Linked DNA regions of Homo sapiens: region 1 is linked to region 2. The links are chromatin loops, found by intact Hi-C in ENCODE. Cell type or tissue: endothelial cell of umbilical vein. All regions are shown on one strand. Links, peaks and the distances in the headings refer to the core of each region. The heading gives the core; the rest is flanking DNA.

Region 1 (7,834 bases), core at 1,659-6,658, 660 kb before region 2:
TTTCCTTTGCCTCGCCCCCTTACTGGCTTTCTTTTTGTTCCCTGACTAGGTATAGCTTTTTTTTTTTATCTACAGTACTTTTGTGTATGCTTTTCTATTTGTCTAGAACCTCCCCGTTTCCCCTTTTTTACCTTGATGACACCATTTTCCACCTACAAGCTTACCTCTGGATAGACATCAAAATCCCCTAAGTACATCAAATTCCTCTACCACGTAACATCTGTTCATAACACATAGCACTGTTATGATTCCATATGTATGTACGTGACTAATTAATACTTGCCAGTCGGATTATGTGGTAAGTTCTATGAACCAAGACACCTCAACTGTTCTTGCTCACCACTTTATTACCTGGAACCAAACACATTAGGTTTCCCCATATATATTTTTAAATAAGTTACTTGATGTGTAATGCTTTAATGAACATAATTACAGATGTTTACATATAATATGTTATAATAATGATATTTTGATTGCATTTTATGAAAATTTTATATGACAAAGCACTTTCATTTTGGTTAAAGCTTCATATATAAATATATAATAAAGATTTGCTTTTTGTCATTGGGTGCTGTTCCCTTTTTTGATTTCCCATACTGCTTTTCACTTGTGGTTCTTGATTTTGTTTTTTACTGTTTTTAACCCATGTCCTTTTTCTTTCCTTAATCTATCTTTGTAAAGTCTCAAAGAACTAGTATCTAGAATATATAAATATCACTCAAAACTGAGCACTAAAACCACAAATAATCTAGTGGAAAAAAATGTGGGAAAAGCCTTAATAGACATTTCACTGAAGAGGATATACAGATGGTAAAGAAATGCATAAAAAGATGTTCAGCTTCACTAGCCATTAAAGAAATGCAAATTAACACTACAATGAGTTATCACTATACACCTATCAGAATGGCTAAAATTAAAAAAAGAAAAACAGTGACAACACTGAAAGCTAACAGGGATGCAAAGGAACTGGGTCTTTCTAATATTGCTGATGGGAATGTAAAATGGTACAACCATTCTAGAAAACAGTTTAGGAGTTTCTTCTAAAATTAAACATGCAGTCACCATACAGCCCAGCAATTGTACTCTTGATATTTATCCCAGAAAATTGATGTTTATGTTCACCCAAAAACCTTGACATGAATGCAGTAGCTAGAAACAAGAAACAGCTCAAGTATCCATCAATGAGTGACTGTTAAACAAACTGTTATATACTCATACCACTAAATACTACACAACAATTTAAAGGAATGAACTACTGATACTCAATATTCACAACTCCAATGGATGTCAAGAGCACCATATTGAGCAAAAAAAAGTCAAAGGTTAAATACTGTGTTATTTCTTGTATATAACATTACTGAAATATAATTATAGATATTAAGAACAGATATTGATATTAAGAACAGATATTGGTTGCCAGAGGTCAGGAATAAGGCAGAGGGTATGCTATATAATGGTGCCACAATGGAGCCTTGTGGTGATGGACCTGCTCAATATTTTGATTGTGGTGTTTGTTACACAAAGCTACACTTGATAATGTCGAATAGAGCTTCACACACAAACACACACACACACACACCAGAGTCACACAAGTGCATACTTGTCTATCTGGTAAAGCCCGAATAAGCTCTATGAATTATAGCAATAATTTCCCAGTTTTTATATTGTACTATAGTTATACATGGTATCAACATTGGGAGAGGTAAAGTGAAGTTTGCACAAGACATTGTTGCATATTTCTTTGCGACTTCCTGTGAGTCTATAATGATTGCAAAATAAAAATTTGAAAAATACAGCATTAGACCTTTAATAAGCTCTTGGTTTTCTGAAGGCTAGGGTATCATCACCAAACCTAATCGAGGATAAGTCTTGTAAATTAATAAGTCTATCACTCAAGGTACAAAGGATGGTTTAATGCTAATCTGCTAGAATGCAATCCATTTCTATTATATGGGAACGTGCATCACTGATTGAATAAAATATCATGATGATGGAGGCCGTATTCTATATGTCCTACTTTGTAAGGTGTTGTGTTTCAGGTTGTTTATGACCAAAAACCCTATATGACAAGCGCTAGAAGTTATGCTGGTCCACGGGCATGGTAACTTGACAATGCCTGAGACTACCTGGGTTTTAAACTTGCCTCTACCTACAAAGGCAAGTAATCCTGGACAAGCCAATATTTATTTAACTAGTATTAATTGAGAGCCTACCATATTTCTGGCACTGAGCTGAGCATGTCTACTACTGTCCTCAAGAGGAAATTAGGAAAAATAATGCCCCTTCACAAGCTTACTTATTGTTGGCTTTAAAAGGGGGATATATAAAGTTTCTTGGTGAGGGTCAAAGTGTTGAGAATAATTTTTCTTTGTATTATTTTAACTATTATTGTTAATCACAAATAACTAATGTATATAACTCTAAAAGATAAATGTACATTTGGATACCAACTTGTATAAACAGATACATAGATCAAAAGACTACCTCTGATTTTATGTTTGTGCGTGTGTGAATGATCTCCTTGCTTTCAATCTGGTCTTCAGAAAATCCCACCTTGTAATTGCTGCCCCCGTTGAGTTTCTAAAACAAATAAGATTGTGTGCCTCCAGCTTAACGTCCTTTAGAGAATCTTCTAGCTTCAGGGTAAAATCCAAGGTCCTAACGTACAAGGTCTTTCACAGTATGGCATCTGCTCATGTCTCTCACCTCCTGATCTGCTGTTCCCCACCAGGAACACTTCTGTCTAGATATAAAATTACTTTGGTTCAGCAAATAAAATAACTTTGGTTCATGTAATTTTGTGTCTATGACTTGTTCCCACTTCTTGGAATGTTCTCCCAAAAACCACTATCACCATGTCTCTTCCACCAATGACTATTAATATTATTTTTATCTTTCCTTATAGAATATTGTTTAAAAGAATTCCTTACTACCCTAGGTCAGAAAATGGGGCCCCAATATGTATTCTTATTGTAAACTCACTATGGATAATTCTAGACAAGCAATTATATCCCCTATTTTAGCTGTCAGTTTGCTTCTCGGCTTCTGACTCACTCTCTTGCTCCTTGAGGAGATAGCCTGTGCTTATTATATGTGGATTAATTGTGCCTAACAGCTTGTAGGTACACAAATGAATGACTACACAGCATTTATCTGACTATTGTTTAGCCATTACATCACTGTATACATATTTGAAACTCAGGCATCATTCAGATTGGAAAAGCCTTATGAATACTGGCATGCATTATTTTGTACACACACACACACACACACACACACACACACACAAAATAGAACAGGATGGGATAATCCTAAGTAGATACTTTTTTGTCCAGTGTACTCAATATATTGTAAAAATTATAAATCTTAGACTAAAATGTTGGTTGCTTAATTTGGATGATTCATATAATCTGTCGTGTTTTTGGTTATCTGTGTACTTTGTTTTCTCTTTCTTTCTTAGTCTCAAAGGAAATGTCCAAGTTAAAAAAGAGCCCCAATTTGTGGGGATTCCTTTGAGGAGTTACAAAGCTGAGATATCTTAGGAGATGCCAAATTGATGCAAAGTGGTGGAGAGGTGAGCAGAGTAGAAATTTGGAGAATCACTTCTGCTCCTATAGTGCATGCATGCCAGGGCTGCTGTCCTTTGAGGTGGGCACAGGAGCTCTAAGTCCAGTGGGTGTCTGAGGACAGATTACTGAGAAAGTGAATGGTTGGCTTGGACTACCTCAAAGACAAGTGTTTGCTCCTGCTTGAGCTATTGTTGGAGGTTTCCTGAAGGAGACTTAGAACGGAATGTCCATTCCAGAGAGTATTCAGTTTCAGTTTGCTGCATTCCTAAGCTTATTTTCCACCCTGGGAGCTGGCCACAATGATTGGAAATCTTTCATCTGTTTTAATCTGGGATTGAGCTCATTTATAAAAGGAAACTTAGTGTCTGGATAAATATGTGTGCACAAGCATGGAGCCCCATACAAGTATGCCCAAATTCAAGGTGAGAAATGTTTATTGCATGACTCAAATACATGGAATTGAATGGACTCTGAAAACAAAAATAGGATCTACAGAGCCAGTCTAACAACCTATTCATATTTATTATTTTTGCACTTAAATGTTTGTAATATTTTATTGACCAGTGAATATGAACTATATTTTGTATATTACGTTAACATATTATTCATGTAATAATGAATTTTTAAAAACTGGTGTCTTGAACCCTTTCAATTTCCAAAGTATTACAGAAATCCACAGATCTGGTATGCACAGGCATTTTATGAGAAAACTTAGCTTGAGTGATATCATTAATTTACTGAAGTAGTAGGCCCTCTGACCTGCTTTTATAATAAAATTAAGTTTCTGTAAACTAATAAGACCATAGTAACTTTTTCTTTAATATTTTATCTTTGAGGAGATTTGTTAAAGAGGCTTGTATGTGACATGACAATCTATTTTGACTTATAAAATTTCAACCAAAGAAAAGATGCGATATAGTATCTTTGTTCTTATCTATGACAATTTTTATGATGATAGTTCCATAATTAAATTTTTTCTTAATGAAAGTGTATATTATTGTATTATCTTCAACTAAATTAGATCATATAACCCAATTTTGATCTCCGTATGCCAAAAGCAGAGAATTGACCAGCCAGAAAACCATCCAGGCCTTATATAATATATTGTGCCTAGATGAAAGCTTATAAGCATTCTTCTGCCTGGGGCTCACATTGTAGAAATGTGGTGTGCAATTTTGAAAGTTGAAAATATAGACTCTGATTGAGAAATGGAAAAGAGTAGAGTTCTAATTCATGACATCTAGAAATCAAGTTCTACCACTGAAAAATTAATTTGCATATATTCATTATCTTTTATAGTGAATGATAATGATAATAAAGACAATAAAGATAATATACATATAATTGGTTTTATAAAAACTATGGCAAAAAATATATTACCATTCTCACTTGTCAGATGAGGTAACTGAGTCTATATTATTTGAAATATAACTTTAAAAATTATATTATCTCCGCTACTAGATTATATACTCCTGGATGCCGCAAACCACATCTTCTATGTGTTTATATTCTCATAGAGTTTTGAATATTTCCTTGTACTAGGAAGAAGTTTTATAAATGTGTTTTGAATTAATTAATATCCAAAAGTGATGGAAAGAATTATAAGTTACTTATAAATTTCTTTTGTTTCAAACCATTAGATGATGACACTTAATTTTTTGGGTATAATATGATATGGAAAGACTCTCAGATAACTTCAAAAACTAGAATTATGCATACATACACTCAGATTTCTAAAAATAACATGCTATCAATTCATCCTGCCTGCCAGGTATACAATTCATTTGAGTTTTGCATGCGCGTTTCAATTGTTCACATTAAACTGTATTCATAGATACAAATTCACTTTTGGAATCTTGGGTACTTAAACAAAAACATAGCCTTTCTAATAGAAGTATAAAAAGGATACTAATTGATGAATATACCAAGTATCTTTCCAATTGCAGGAAACCATTAAAATTGTGTCTATACACTGTATCTCTTTTATCAAAGACTGTAACAAAATCAATTGCTATACATATTGAAATATTTATGTATCTGGTATGATTACATTAGCTTCAGAGTGGTTCCAAATTTAAATTCCCATTGGAGAAAAATGGAGTGAGAAATTTGTACATAAGAGAGAAGAAATGTTTTCTTTTTTTTGAGACAGAGTCTCGCTCTGTTGCCCAGGCTGGAATGCAGTTGTGTGATCTCGGCTCACTGCAACCTTCACCTCCTGAGTTCAAGCGATTCTCCTGTCTCAGCCTCCTGAGTAACTGGGATTACAGGCGGGTCCCACCATGCCCGCCTAATTTTTATATTTTTAGTAGAGACGGGGTTTTGCCATGTTGGCCAGGCTGGTCTTGAACTTCTGACCTCAGGTGATCTGCCCACCTCAGCCTCCCAAAGTGCTGGGTTTATAGGTGTGAGCCACCACACCCAGCCGAGAGAAGAAATTTTACAGTTAGAATTTATTTGGACACATTTTAGAAATTTTTTTCCTGTAAAACTCAAGTTTCATAGTGTGTACGTGAATGCATCTGTGTGAGTGAACACCTGTGTATTTGTGTGCTATAAAAAGATGAACACAGGAATCTAATAGCATAAGTCGCAAGGTAAGAGTATTGTCCAACTAAAATAGCTAACTTCAGAGGTATGAATTACTTTTTGTTGGTGGGTATGATTTTAACATTCCCTTGAATTTATTATTGTAATATTTGCCACTAAAAGAAAAAAATCATGGCTTAGAAATAAATTTAAAGTAACCAAGATCATTGCTATATAAACCAGAATTTAAATTGAGGGTTTTTGAACCATTAGGGTATATTTCCCCTCTGGCTTAAATTTGAAAACTGATGAAATTTTAGATCTCAGCACATTTAATATGTCTAAACAATACTCATTTGACTGCAAAACCTGTATATGTAATTTCCAAGGCCCAGAAGTTCAGTATTTGAAATTAAATTGTTGCATATTACTGAGAAATATTATCTTAAAGCATCTGCTCCTTCTGCTGTTCTAAGTTAGGTGTGTATTTCTCGTTAGTGCTCAGTCGATGAGTACAAATAGGCATGCAGCATGAGAGCAGAGCATTCATTTCATTGACTGCAATTACTAACATGATTTTTGACATCTTATTCATTGGGAGAGTGTCTTTTAATGTTAATTTGAATGAATGGGAATACTTTCACATTCTTAATGAATCTGCTCATAGAGTAAAATAAAACATGACTGTTATGCTTTGAAGATCAAGAATCTTCTTTTACACAAAAGGGTAAAAAAGGCCAAAGAAGGTGAAGTGACACTCTTCATGCTAGTTCCAACACGAGTATTTTGATGAACAAGAAAAAAAGCCTTCTTTAGATGTAGGTGAACTGGGTGATTTGGCATTCCTTCCTCTGAATTCCCAGGGTATTTTGCCTGTTTTTCTTTAACTGCATGCAATTCTTGTCCTTTATCCACTGTTTACAGGTCTGTTTCTCACAATAGGCGGTGAGTTTATTTACACAGTGACTGCTGTTACATATCACATGTACTAAGTCTCTAGTGATTGTTGCTTAACGATGACTGAATTGATAGGTCCTAGCATGGCTGATCTCTCACATTATTCTTGTTTGGTTTGGGTTTGGGTATGAATGGTGGAAAGAGAAATGGCTGGCTCTGAGCAACATATTACAATGGGTTTCTAGCATCTACTCCTCACCTAGTACTAGCTTAGACAGTGAGCAAAATAAAACCATAAAGCAGGCCAGGCATGGTGGCTCATGCAAGTAATCCCAACACTTTGGGAGGCCAAGGCGGGAAGATCACTTGAGGCCAGGAGTTCGAGACCAGCCTGGCCAACATGGTGTAACCCCGTCTCTACTAAAAAGACAAACATTAGCTGGACGTGGTGGTGCACACGTGTAATCCCAGCTGCTTGGGAGGCTGAGGCAGAAGAATCCGTTGAACCCAGGAGGCAGAGGTTGCAGTGAGCCAAGTTCGTGCCACTGCACTCCAGCCTAGGTGACAGAGCGAGACTCTATCTCAAAAAAAACGAAAAAAAAGTAAAAGTAAAAAAGCTAAGAAAGCAAACTATGTGTTGTCAAGAAGTGTTTATTTTTGCATCTTGAATTTTTAAAGGAGGAGGTTCAGATCTATTTGTTAGATGACACAGGGTTTGTGAAAACTCTTGCAGACCAATGAAATCAGAACATACAGGCACACCAAGTGCAGATTGTGTTTAGAGCCACTGTTCTAAAAGCAGGTGTAAGAGGGTTGCAGTTATATCCCAGATAAGAGCC
Region 2 (7,834 bases), core at 1,313-6,312:
GGAGGTCTCAGGAAGCTTTCAATCATGATGGAAGGCAAAGGGGAAACAGTCACATCACATGGAAGAATGGGACAAGGAGAGTGAGACAGTGCAGGGGGAGGTGGCACACATTTGTAAGTGAGTTCTCTCAGGAGAACTCACTATCGCAAAGACAGCACTAAGCCGTGAGGGATCCGCTCCCATGATCCAAACACCTGCCACCAGGCCCCATTTCCAGCACTGGAGTTTACAATTCAGCATAAGATTTGGGAAGGGACGAATATCCAAACTATACCAGAGGCTGTCTACAAGCCAGGAAGAAGGCTGTCACCAGGAACTGATCCTGCTGGTACCTTAATTTTGGAATTGTAGCCTATAGAACTGCGAGAAATAAGTGGCTGTTGGTTAAGCCACCCAGTCTATGGTATTTTGTTATGTAAGTGCTAGCTGACTAAAAACCGGCTTTGTTAAGCAATGAGTATTACTTCTGTTTTGACTAAAGTTCATAGTGATGCTTACTAACACAGTAGATGGATTGAAACAGGTCATGATGCTGGCAGTGGGGCATTAAGTACACGTCAGATTGAAATGGCTTTCCACATTGCACTAGATCCTTTTGGAACCCGGGTTGGAAGTTATTTAAACTTGAAAGACCCACAAGCATGTTGACTTCTCTTAAACTCAAGGACCTTTCACACTGAGAGAGTTTAAAGTTTAAATTGCCTCCCACAGGGTCCAAGTCATCATCCAATGCATGGTGGGTTTCTTTGAACACTTCTGTAGTCATTATGAGTCCACATCATTTCAAGAAAGAAGAGACAGCAACATTAGTTTTCATGCTAATTTTCCTATTCACTCAACTAATATCTAATGGATTGCTATGGTATGTAAAACACTCCAGTTACTTTAACTGTAAATCTAAGCTTTCCCTCAGGAAGCTTGCACCCAGCATAAACTGTCATGAAGAAGTACTAATAAAATGTTAGAAAAGTTTTAAGGAAGAAAAGTTCACTTCCTGCTTGAGAGGCATGGAAGACTTATGGGAAAATTAGCATCTGACTGGATAATTAAAGAGTAGGGAAGCATTGGGCTCAAGATGAGGAAAGTGACAATTCATTGCAGGGGAAAGCCTGTATGCGAACAAAACTTACATGGGATTAAGTATTCTTGTTTGCCTCCAGCAGAAGTATGAAGTAAAGGAAGTTTAGAAGTAAGGAATGAGGTTGAAAAGGTAGGTTGAGTTCATAATAACTAAAGGTATTCAATAAAAGATTAAGGCATGTAGACTTAAACCTTCTGGTCATGGGGAGCCATTGCATATTTTTGAGAGAGAGAAATATGATATGGCTACTGTGAACCATATCATTTTGATCTCACTTGAGAGTTGGGAGAGAGAGGCCATCTTACCTTGGTTTCATAGACTGGGAAGGGGGAAAGAAAAGTTTTCTCTAAAGGGCCAGAGAGTAAATATTTTAGGTTTTGTGTATCATAAAATTTATTTTAAAACTACTCAACTCTGCTGCTATAGCTAGAAAGCAGCCATAAACAATGTATAAATGAATGAGCATGACTGAGTTCCAGTAAAATTTTATTTACCAAATTAGATGGCAGACCATATTTGTCCCATAGAACATACTTTGGGGATTCCGGCACTAATGGGTAAAATGAGACTATTTTGCTGTTGATTTTTGTTTATATGTTTCATTGTCTTTGTTATAGCTGTGTTTGCAGTTTTTATTCTTGTTATTCCAATTGTGGCTTTTACTTTATCAGTCATTAAGAAGACACTAAAACAAATATGACTACTCTCACACGTGAGAAAGTGAGAAATGGCATAGGGCTTAAAGCCAGTTAAAAAAGGATCATGGAAGATATTAATAACAATAGCTAATATGTATATGGCTTCTACCAAGTATTTGCTACATATTAATGTATTTCACACTTAAAATAGCATTACGAAGTAAGTTTTATTATTGTCACTCTTTGCCAATGATAACAATGTGTCATAGAAATTTCAAGTGACTTGCTCATGGTCACATAGTTTACAGGAAGCATCGCAGCTAGGATTTGAACCCAGACAGCCTAGCTTAGGGTGTTGCCTTCGGAAATTCCTCGCCTTGCTATGTTGTAATAAGTTAAAGGTGATTTCATCAAATTATTTAGCTGAAATAAAATGCTTGACTGGGACTCCTTAAGAATTTGCCAAAGTCTATGGAAGCTGCACTTATTCTAGATTATGTCTGTTCTACATTCTGAAGTATCATTGACTCTAGTGTCCCATGGCAACACTTGATTATCTTTAAATACAGAGACCTTTTTCACTGAAAAGATTTCTTTAAAATTTAGATGTCTTTTTCAGCATCAAAAATAAGTGGAATTTCCATATAATTGAACTTTTTTTTCCAAGTGCAAGACTTTTGGAGCTCACCATGGTCTTAACCACATTATATAATAAGTAGTAACTTTTTTCATCTATGCTTAATATTTTCTCTGATGTGAGAAATTGTATCATCAGATTAGAAAGTTGAGGATTTTAGGAAATTAAGGGAAATTCCAAGGTAATAATAAATTGGGAAATAAATTATTTTATATTGCCATTAGGGTACAAAGTATACAACTAAGGATCATATTTTAATGAAAAATTTCAGAATTAATATCCTGATATTAGAGACTTCAATCAAATTCTCATATAATCCAAGATAGCGTAGTCAAAACCACTAAATTACTGTACTGTGTAGCAATGAACAGTAATTCTATATTGACTTATCCTTATTTTTTTTTTAAGATGGGTTTCTCGTTTATTTGGAACAAAAGAAAAATGTAGTGTTGTAGAAATCTTTGGATTCAGACAGACCTGTTCTTGAGTCTTGACTCAGTGCTTCACTGTGTATTGAAACTAAATGAAGATCTTCAACTTTTCTATTCATGATCAATCTGCAAAAATAAAAGCTATTACAGATAACATACAAGGTTTCTTGAGCGATTAAGTTTTCTTTTTGAAAGCCTGTGACCTGATTAAGATGCTTAAAATGATATATATGTCTCTTTTCTGTTCTTTAAATTTGAATGAAAGTTTGGCATTTTAAAAAACTTTAGGTGATTTAGGAGTATAATTTTAAGCAGATTTTTAGAGTACGAGTGTCCACATATTTAACTAAACATTCAAAAATTAGTTAAAATCAATGAACTTGGGAAGGAAAACTACTTGCTACATAATCCAGAAAATTTTACTAAATTATTTGAACTAAGCATGACTCTCCAAACTGTGGACATATTTTCTCAAGGGATTCTATGTATTATGGCTTCAAGGTACTTTTGTGTGTACCTCAAAATGGCTGAAGGCATTTTAACAGTGCATCTGAGAGTGTCTTACTTACATATTATTTGTACACTATTTTATCTATATCTTTGGACATTTTATATTTCTGTGTAAGTAAAACTTCCATGAAAATTTCATTTGTCACCATATTTTCGTTATGCAGATAAGAAAACGAAAGAAGCCAAATTGAAGACAAGCTCTGAAAGGGAATGTGCGCCCTCTAGTGACCCACATTTATTTATCATAAGGACATAGGCAGCTTTTGGGTTTCATCATTTTAAATAAACTTTACATTTGATTTTAAAATATATGACTCAGGATTTTCAACTTGAGTATATTATATTGTATGATCATAGATTTATTACTCTGACAGGATTTCATCTATCATTTAAGAGAATATTTCTATTAACCTGTGTTAAGGTGATTTTCTTGCACAGAAGTGTGTTTCAAAGGGACTTTCAATTTATTGAAAATGAAAAATAGGCTTTAGGCATCTGTGGCTTAGCAGCATTTTATTTCCCATCCTCTGGGTCATGCAGTTTTTGCCCACGTGTTTTCACACTCCTTGGCTTTATAACTAATTCCTCTAATGTAGCAGTATCTGACATTTTAGAATTTGTGGGGGTTTCTTACCTTTTAATTTTTAAGGTTGTTTCTCTCAAAGATATTTAAACAAAACTTATAAATGTGACATCTGTTCAATCATGTCACACTTTAGAAATAAATATTACCAATGAATTTTGAAATGATTAAGATTTAATACCAAATTAAGGTAGGAAGATTATTTTAACATCATTTCTACCTACCAGACGTCAAAATATTTTAGGTAAGTTTTACTTTGTGCAGAGAAGCAATATTTTACAGCAGTTTTATTCTCTTCACTGCAATCAACGATTCTATGGGTGCCAAGATGAATATCAATACCAAATAACTCAGACATTTTTGGCATTAATAGCTTAAAACATTAAATCATTCAATTTGTATGCAAGGGCATGTATTTTAAAAAGCAGAATTTTTAAACATACTAAGTATATAATTCGGTATGCCATAATTGATAATAAAGAAGATGTACAATTTTAAGGACAATATTTTGTGCTTGGACTAGAATTCAGCTTTTGAGGCACATGTTAAATAGGCATATTTTAGGACAAGGTAAACGCCACAGAAATTGATTTTTTAGTATCTTTTAAAGATGCCTTTCAGTGCAATCTGAAATCATTAAATTTTACTGTACTGAAACATATTATTTTATGAGTGATGTGCTTAAAATTACACATATAAAACTAGAAATACATTTGAGACCATGCAAATATAAGGAAAAATAGATTTTTGATAGGAATGTTAATATAGCAGTTTCCACTAACTGAAGACAGAGTCCTCTGTCATCTGTCACATTGTTCCAGGTGCTGTGTAAACCACTGAAGAGTTTATAGGCTTTTTATTATAACTGGGAATTATAACATCTTTAGATTTTATTTAATTTGATTGCTAGATGAATAGACTAATGTAATTGGAATATGAAAGCCACAATATAAGCAAAGCTGATCTCAGTTTTTGTATCTTGGGTCAAAACCTCTTTAATTAGAGAGGTAAGTAAACATATTTACAAGTAATTTTTAAAAAGCATTTGTATTGTAGACCCAGAAAATCTGAGACAGGTCTCAGTTAATTTAGAAAGTTGATTTTGCCTAATCCTAGGTACTCGGGAGGCTGAGGCACGAGAATTGCTTGTCCCCAGGAGGCGGGGGTTGCAGTGAGATTGTGCCACTGCACTCCAGCCTGGGTGATAGAATGAGACTTTGTCTCAAAAAAAAAAAAAAAAAAAAAAAAAAAAAAAAAAAAAGTTGATTTTTGCCAAGGTGGAATTCGCGCGCCTGTGACACAGCCTCAGGAAGTCCTGACGACATGTGCCCAAGGTGGTTGGGGTGCAGCTTGGTTTTACACATTTTAGGGAGGCATGAGACATCAATCAAGTACATTTAAGAAATACATTGGTTTGACCTGGCGCGGTGGCTCACACCTGTAATCCCAGCACTTTGGGAGGCTGAGTCGGGCGGATCACAAGGTCAGGAGATCGAGACCATCCTGGCTGAAACAGTGAAACCCCGTCTCTATGAAAAATAGGGAAAAAAAATTAGCCAGACGTGGCGGCAGGCGCCTGTAGTCCCAGCTACTCGGGAGGCTGAGGCAGGAGAATGGTGTGAACCTGGGAGGCGGAGGTTGCAGTGAGCCAAGATTGTGTCACTGCACTCCAGCTTGGGCAACAGAGCGAGACTCCGTCTGAAAAAAATAAAATTAAAAAAAAAAAAAAAAAAAAGAAATACATTGGTTTGGTCCAGAAAGGCAGGACAACTGGGTGGGGGTGGGGGCTTCCAGGCTGTAGGTAAATTTAAACATTTTCTGGTTGACAATTGGTTGAGTTTGTCTAAAGACCTGGGATCAATAGAAAGGAATGTTTGGGTTGAGATAAGACATTGTGGATACCAAAGTTTTATCATGTAGATGAAGCTTTTAGCTAGCAGGCTTCAGAGAGAAGAGGCTGTAGAGTGCTTCTTATCAGACTTAAAGTCTGTGTTGATGTAAGTGTCAGAGAGGTATAATGAGGCATGTCTGACCCCCACTTCCCTTCTTGGCCTGAACCAGTCTTTCAGGTTAAATTTTAAGAGCCCTGGCTGAGGAGGAAGTCCCTTTGGAGGGGGAGTTAGCCTTTTATTTTTGGTTTACAGTATGTTTTTACTTCAGGACCAGTTTGATAACAGCTTTTAAATTTTTACAATTTAAAGCAAGAAGTCGCTGAAGATCGAAGAAATTAATTTACCCAAGAAAATACCAGAAAGATAAAAATTAGGGATTAAAACCTGTGGTGCCTGATTTACACACACATATATAGCTATGTTATTTTTTTTTCTTTTTTGAGACTGAGTCTCGTTCTGTTGCCCAGGCTGGAATGTAGTGGCACAATCTTGGCTCACTGCAACTTCTGCCTCCCTGGTTCAAGCAATTCTCCTGCCTCAGCCTCCCGAGTAGCTGGGATTACAGGTGCCCACCACCACAGCTGGCTAATTTTTGTATTTTTAGTAGAGACGGGGTTTCGTCATGGTGGCCAGGTTGGTCCTGAACTCCTGACCTCAAGTGAACTGCCCGCCTCGGCCTCTCAAAGTGCTGGAATTACAGGCATGAGCCGCCACGCCTGGCCCTCAGCTCAGTATATTTTTAAATGCACATTTACTTTACATTTAAAGCAACTTAAACATACACACAAACACACACGTATCACACATATTACAAAATACAAGACAATCATGTGGCCCTATCTTCCCCCCTTCCACAGAGGGAGACACACTTACACTATACAAACGTGTATGTGTTGTGTGTGTGTATACAAACTATCTTGATTTGGAGAGGGAACTATTTATCTAAATATTAGCTTGTTTTCTTTTGGTTAAATAGGATTTCCCCTTTAATAATATTCTGTAATTCCAAAAATATAATAATTGCCATGTAGTCAATGCATCTCAAAGTCCTAAAAATATTTTTAGAACTAATAGGATTTATACTGAATTTCATTTGATATTTTTATAAGATCTATTTGATGCAAATTGAATTTGTATTCTATTACTCGATTTTTTTTTAAAGCAAATGCCATGTGGAAACAAGCAGAGAGGGACAAGTTTTCCCAGAAGGAAAGTTGAAAGGGGAAGAGTAGAGAGAGGTTGATCAAGAAAACCTTCACAGATGATGTGCATCTTGAACTGAGCCTTGGAAGATGAATAGTAGGTCATCTTCAAATGGTTGGGGATTTAGGGTCAGGAAAGTGCCTGTATAGTAATATGGAATTAAAATGTCTTCTCACTTCGGAAAACTCTGAAGAAGAAAGGTGATTTTTAAAAATACAGCAAAGTTGGAAAATCTTACCTCCAAAATTATTTCTTCTTTAATACCAACAAAGAATAATTATAGTTTTGTTCCTATTAATGTTAAAACTTGCTTCCTAGCTAATTAAAATGTTCATTAAGAATTGGTTTCATAAATTATCTGGTCTAGGCCTAGAGCCCTGGGACCCTGCAATGGTTAACGTATTTCACAGGCATCAGCATTTTCCTTTCAGGTTTCTAAGGATGAGGCTTATAAGTTTTTATGAAATTCTACATGCTAAGATGTTTAAATATGTAAAATGGCCATTCATAAACCTAGTTCACTAATCAAATTAGTTAAGTCTGGGAGCTTGGAGGACTTCCACTCTCAAAGTTTACACATTTGGGAATGATGAGTTGCAACTTGTATATTGAAAGTGACTGAATTAAAATTTATGTAAATGTGTCATCTTAGTTTAATAGGTTATGTGGCAGTCACTGTAAAGAAAATTAACAGAACACAGTGCCCATCAGGAGGCTCTTCTGACATAATTAGCACAGTTATATAGCACTAATTCATGTAATGTTTTACTATTGACAATTCAAAATTGACAACTTCTTAAATGGCAAACATTTCTCTAGTTCTTTGAGATGTTTGTATGTGTTTTTGCCTTTGAATTTA

The links. Peaks named below come from ENCODE experiments on the same cell type or tissue, not always from the same donor. Only the 100,000 strongest peaks of a DNase experiment are listed, where the experiment ranks them.
Region 1: it touches region 2 in a loop (6-fold over the local background); 3 of 110 quality-filtered maps call a loop at or near these places.

The regions. Positions count from the first base shown.
Region 1 is chrX:33,191,187-33,199,020 of GRCh38, reverse strand. All of the region lies in intron 1 of DMD (dystrophin), which reads left to right. Among named protein-coding and RNA genes, the nearest start is that of DMD, 16 kb to the left of the region's middle. In endothelial cell of umbilical vein, for the core only: no CTCF peak of the experiment used is centred there; a DNase peak (open chromatin) is centred at 3,830; H3K27ac peaks cover 1,583 bases.
Region 2 is chrX:32,526,687-32,534,520 of GRCh38, reverse strand. The region is part of intron 17 of DMD (dystrophin); the gene reads left to right. Among named protein-coding and RNA genes, the nearest start is that of MIR3915, 53 kb to the left of the region's middle. In endothelial cell of umbilical vein, for the core only: a CTCF peak has its summit at 3,509 (motif pointing left); a DNase peak (open chromatin) is centred at 3,500.